Regions from separate parts of the Homo sapiens genome. Here region 2 is linked to region 1. Evidence: chromatin loops called from intact Hi-C (ENCODE). Cell type or tissue: mammary epithelial cell. All regions are shown on one strand. Links, peaks and the distances in the headings refer to the core of each region. The heading gives the core; the rest is flanking DNA.

Region 1 (2,920 bases), core at 225-2,724:
GCTCCTCAAGAACTGATAGACCAGTTAGGTTTAAAGCAAAAATAGGAGATGGGTGACTGTAATCCAATGTGTTAAGTGTGTCAGTAAGAAGAGCTAACATGATAGAGCATGTCCTGTGTGCTAAGCTTTCTTCTCAGCATGTTCCCTGCATCTTCCCATTTAAAACTCATTACTGGTGAGGAAGCAGAAGCACGAGGAGTCTGGTGATGTCCCCAAGGACTACGTGGCTGGTGAGTGTGGCTGCCAGGACTTGGCTCACGCATATCCACTTCTCAAGTGTGGCGTTGGAGGCACCTGCTGGCAGGGAGATCTTTGAATATCTTGTCCTTTGAGCTGCCCAACAAGCAGCAATGCTCAACACTACAGAAAAAAAAAACATGCCAAACAGCTTCTTTCCCTGATACAGTCCTAGTCCAGCCCCAAACTTGCCATTTCACAGATTCAAACAAAAGCTGGCTGCATCCTTGTAAAAATTCAAAGGCATGTTTTATTTTCATATGGAATACAGCAAAGTGTTGGATTACTCCAGAGTGAACGCTTGACTATTCATTGTTATAGCATGGATTTCTCCAAATCATAGGTAATCAACATAATTAGTTGTCAAGCATTTCAAACAAAACATTTGTTTTGTTTGAAACAGGGTCTCGCTATGTTATCCAAGCTGCCCTTTACCTCCTGGGATCAAGCCCCAGCCTCCCAAGTAGCTAGGACTACAGCCATGTGCCACTATGTCTGGCTATGTGTCAAGCATGTTTTTAAAAATAATTTCTATTTAAATTGCTTGTTGAATTGTCCACTAATAAGTGATTTTTTTTTTCAGTATTGAAAGCACAGTAGAAAGAATTATTGTAACCTTAGAGAGCTCCATATAGTTCAAAACAGATCAGTTTGATGGTGCAGGATTTTGAAATCCCACCTGAGAGTGGTGTTTGCATCTTCCTCCTATCAGAATTTGCTAAAGCAGGCAAAGACTGAAGACAAAGACAGCAGAGCCTTCCCACATAATCACAGAGTCCTCGCTCTTCGAACAGAGGTAAATTCTGTTCATCAGCAACACTGTGATGGCTTCACACTTAACACTCCTTAGAGGACAAGGGCCAAATTTAACATAAACTAAATTTTGTTTATCACAGGTTAGATGCAGGTGGGAACAGGAAAATCATAACAAGGTCTAGTAGTAGTTTTGATGGTGCTGATGTAGGAAGTGATTTTCAACTTCTTCAAGCCATCCTATACAACATCAAGGTTTGCTGTGAAAATGATGTTTGTGTAATCATTAGAAGAGAGAATAAAGGTGGAAACATTTGAGTTCCAACATTTATCATGGCTGCCCACTTCCAAGACTAGACCACAGGCCTCAGGAGCAGAGTCACATTGTGAGCAGTGATTGAGTTTCACCAATGAATGTTATCAGATTGAGCTTTACTGGGGCTCCAGTTCTTTGTGTCTAATTCATAATTTTGTTATGGTCTCCTAGGTGTATAAGAATTGTAAACACAAGCATTTATATATTTGTATGTTTAAACATATGTTTAAAACAAGATAATAAAAGACTTTAGCATTAGAAGTCCACGGGAGGTTTGTTTTCTCCCTAACAGTGTAGGGGGGGGGGTCTGCCTATAACTCATTTGAGAAATGCTGTACTGTAAAGCGTGGGCCTACAGAGGGAGACAAACACAGGCCTTGCTTTTCAGGAGCTCACATTGACAGAATTCACCACAGTGGACACAAGTGAAGAAATTATAAATGAACTTTTTTGAAGTCATGCCACTATATTTATTGCTGTTTTGTTTTTTTGTTTTGTTTTCTTTTGTTTTAACTCTCTGGCACCTTTAAAAGTTGCTGCTCAGCAAATAACTTTTTTCTGTGTTGCCTATTGGGATCTCCCCCTAAACATCCTCGTTGATTTTTTTTTCAATTTGCATACAGTAAAGTTCACTCTTTGTAGACTACTGTTCTATGGGGTTTGAAAATGCATAGAGCCATGTATCCACCTGCCCAAGTAATGTATAGAACCGTTTCATCATGCTAAAAATTACTTCTCATCCAGTCCCTTTGTAGAAAACCTCTCCCGTTTCCCTCAACCCTGCTAACCACTGAACCACTGACCTGTTTTCTATCCCTATAGTTGTGCCTTTTACACGATGTCATAAAAATGAAATCATATAATATGTAGCCTTTTGGGTCTGGCTTGTTTCACTTACAGAATGCATTTAAGATCCGTGTTGTTGTGTAAATCGATAATGCATTCATTTTTATTGTTGAGCAATAGCCTACTGTACGGATATATCACAGTTCCTTATTCCATTACCTACTGAAGGACATTGCAGCTGTTTCTCGTTTGGAATGACTGTGAATAAAGTTGTTATACACATTTTTATATGAATTTTTGTATGAACATTAGTTTTCAACTCATTTGGATAAATGCCTTGGATTGGGATTTCTGGATCATGTGGTAAGTATATGTTTAACTTTATAAGAAATTTCCAAATTGTCCTCCAACCTGGTTGTGCTATTTAGTATGCTCAACAGCAATGAATGAGAGTTCCTGTTGCTTTGCATCTCACCATACTGCCACGTTTTTCTCTATTCCAGAAATTCTGATAGGTGTGTAGTGCTATCACATTATGGTTTTCATTTACATTTTTCTGATAACAAATGATGCTGAACACCTCTTTTATATTTATTTGCTATTGATATCTTCTTAAAGAAATATCTGTTCAGATATTTTGCCCGTTTGTAAGATTGGGTTGTTTCTTATTACTGAGTTTTAACATGTCATTATATAGAGAGAGACATATTATATATACACTCTGGAAACGAGTCTTTGTCAGATATGTGATTTGCAATTTTTTCCCCAGTCTGTGCCTTGCCTCTGTGCCAGTCTTTTTATTTTCTCAACTGCATCTTTGGCAAAGCA
Region 2 (2,920 bases), core at 233-2,732, 730 kb after region 1:
AAAAAATGTTTATATATATATATAATCCTTCTCCCTCAGTTACTAAACAGCCTTCCCTGGACCTGACTATCAGCAATGAGAATTACTCTTCTTTGCCCCATTTCTCTCCTTCTGCCTAAGCCAGAACAATCACTTCTCCTGGAGACAGATTCATTATGAAAGGACTTTAATTCTGGTCTGACAGACTGCTTGACATTGGAGTGAATTCTCAAGGCTTATCAAAATCATCTCGTGGAATGATGAGTTGACTTGCACCCACTGAAACGGGGGCAAATCTCCTTCAAAAGATCATGCCAAAGACTGTGTGGGTACCGGAAAGGCTGTGTGGCAGGGAAAAGGTTTGCTCTAACCTAGAAGCCTGCAAGGTCCCCTCTGCACGCCCAAGCAGCGGGCCCGAGTTCATTATGGCCAGCAAAGCCAACTGACACCACAGGAAACAGAGCTCGTGGGACACCCCATGACACGAAGTTTTCAACCTCATTGCTTCCCCCTGAAGTCAAGTTTAGTCACCTGTGCTGTGCTGGACCAGCCATGAAAGTAATGAGGGAACTGGATCACTCCAGGGAAGCCCAGGTGGAATAATAGGTGTCACTCAAAAGTACAGCTTTCAACTTAAAAAGGAAGGAAATTCTGATACATGCTACGTGGATGAACATTGAAGGCATGATGCTAAGTGAAATAAGCCAGTCACAAAACAACAAATATTGTATGATTCCATTTATATGCGGTACTTAGACTAGTCACATTTATAGAAACTGAAAGTAGAAGGGAGGGTGGTTGCCAAGGGCTAGGGGAAAAAGGGAATGGAGTTAGTGTGTAATGGATGTATTTCAGTTTTGCTAGATGAAAAAGTTCTGGAGATTAGTTGAACAATGTGAATGTACTTACTACTGAGTTGCAGACTGAAAAATGGTTAGTATGGGCCAGGCGCGGTGGCTCACACCTATAATCCCAACACTTTGGGAGGCCAAGGTGGGCAGATCACTTGATGTCAGGAGTTCAAGACCAGCCTGGCCAACATGGTGAAACCCATCTCTACTAAAAATACAAAAAAATTAGCCACGCATGGTGGCGCATGCCTGTAATCCCAGCTACACAGGAGGCTGAGGCACGAGAATCGCTTGAACCCAGGAGGCAGAGGTTACAGTGAGCCGAGATCACGTCACTGCACTCCAGCCTGGGCAACAGAGATAGACTCTGTCTCCAAAAAAAAAAAAAAAAAAAAAGTTAGGATGGTAAATTTAATGTTATGTATACTTTTCCACAATTGTTAATTAATTTTTTAAAGTGCAGCTTCTGATGGCACACGTATCTCTCCCTCTTCTTTGTCTCCAGAAGATGAGAGGGAGCATGAGACAGCAGATAGGATGCGTCATCTTATTGCATTTATTTCTGTAGACCATGCATTGAGGCTGTCTGACCTTCAATTATTCATTAAACAAATATTTACTGAGTTGAGTACGTACTACATGCCAAGCATTGTTCTAGAGGCTGGAGTTACAGCAGTGAACAGAAAAAGATCTCCCCAGTTCCCTAGTCACAGGGATCTCACCTTCTAGCAGGTGGAGAAAAACAATAAGTAAATAAGCAAGTAAGATATATGGTATTTATATGGCAATAAGAGCTATGGAGAAAAATAAAGCAAAGAAGGAGGAAGAAGAAGAGTGTTTCAGGGTTGTATTTTTAAATAAGGTGGTCAGGGGAGACCTCACTGAGAGGATGGTATTTGAGTAAGACTTGAATGAGATTAGGGAGTTAGCTATTTAGGTATCTGCAGGAAGAGTGTTTCAGACAAAATAAAAAGTCAGTGCAAAGGCCCTGAGGCAGAAACATGAATGGGGTGTTTAAGGAAAAGCAAAGGGGCCATTGTGGCTGAAAAGGTAAGCAGCAGCAGAGAGACAGTCTAAGAAGAGGTTAGAAACATCACAGAAGCAGCCCAGATCATGAAGGTTGAGACGGAGTCTCGCTCTGTCACCTAGGCTGGAGTGCAGTGGCACAATCTCGGCTCACTGCAACTTCTGCCTCCTGGGTTCCAGTGATTCTTCTGCTATACCTCCCGAGTAACTGGGACTACAGGCACCCACCACCATGCCCAGCTAGGTTTTATTATTATTATTAGTAGTAGTAGTAGAGACAGCGTTTCACCATGTTGGCCAGGCTGGTCTCAAACTCCTAACCTCAAGTGATCTGCCCACCTCAGCCTTCAAAAGTGCTGGGATTACAGGCGTGAGCCACCCTGCCTGGCCCCATTATTTGTAAGAGTTTGACTCATACTCTGAGACAGTAACTAGAGGAATGATATGATCCAACTTCCATGTTAAAAGGATCACCAGGGGTTGGAGGCGGGGGTGTCAAGGGCAGGATCAGGAAGACTAGTAGGACTGCAATACTCCAGGCAAGAGATGCTGAGAGCTCAGCCCAAGCAGGTAGCTATGGAGGTGGTAAGATGTGGGCAGATTCTGGGTATATTTTGAAGATAGGGCCAACAGGATTTACTGAGAGACTGGAGGTAAGGCTCCACAGAAAGAGAAATAAGAGAAACATTAAAGATGACCGTATCGGTTTCCTGGGGCTGCTGTAACACATCACCACAAACTTGGCGGCTTAAAACAACAGAAATTTATTCTCTCACAGTTCTAAGGCCAGGAAGTCTGAGATTAAGGGGTTCTTGCTTCCAGGGGCTCTAGAGCAGCAGTCCTCATCCTTCCGGGGCCGGTTTTGTGGAAGACCATGTTTCCACGGACAGGGGCAGGAGTGCCGGGGGAGAGAGGCAGCAGGGTGGTGGGTGTGTGTGTGGATGGTTTCGGGATGAAACTGCTCCACCTCAGATCATCAAGGATTAGTTAGATTCTCATAAGAGCACGCAACCTAGATCCCTCACGTGTGTGGTTCACAATAGGGTTTGCATTCCCATGAGAAT

The links. Peaks named below come from ENCODE experiments on the same cell type or tissue, not always from the same donor. Only the 100,000 strongest peaks of a DNase experiment are listed, where the experiment ranks them.
Region 2: it touches region 1 in a loop (18-fold over the local background); 2 of 110 quality-filtered maps call a loop at or near these places.

Annotation. Positions count from the first base shown.
Region 1 is chr4:140,325,336-140,328,255 of GRCh38, reverse strand. All of the region lies in intron 2 of SCOC-AS1 (SCOC antisense RNA 1), which reads left to right. It also overlaps a transcript of SCOC not described here. Among named protein-coding and RNA genes, the nearest start is that of SCOC-AS1, 47 kb to the left of the region's middle. In mammary epithelial cell, for the core only: a CTCF peak has its summit at 1,668; no DNase peak of the experiment used is centred there.
Region 2 is chr4:139,598,691-139,601,610 of GRCh38, reverse strand. LOC105377622 (a long non-coding RNA gene) reads left to right here. Exons shown (of 6, transcript NR_171655.1): 6 at 40-2,920. Among named protein-coding and RNA genes, the nearest start is that of QKILA, 23 kb to the left of the region's middle. In mammary epithelial cell, for the core only: no CTCF peak of the experiment used is centred there; a DNase peak (open chromatin) is centred at 1,410.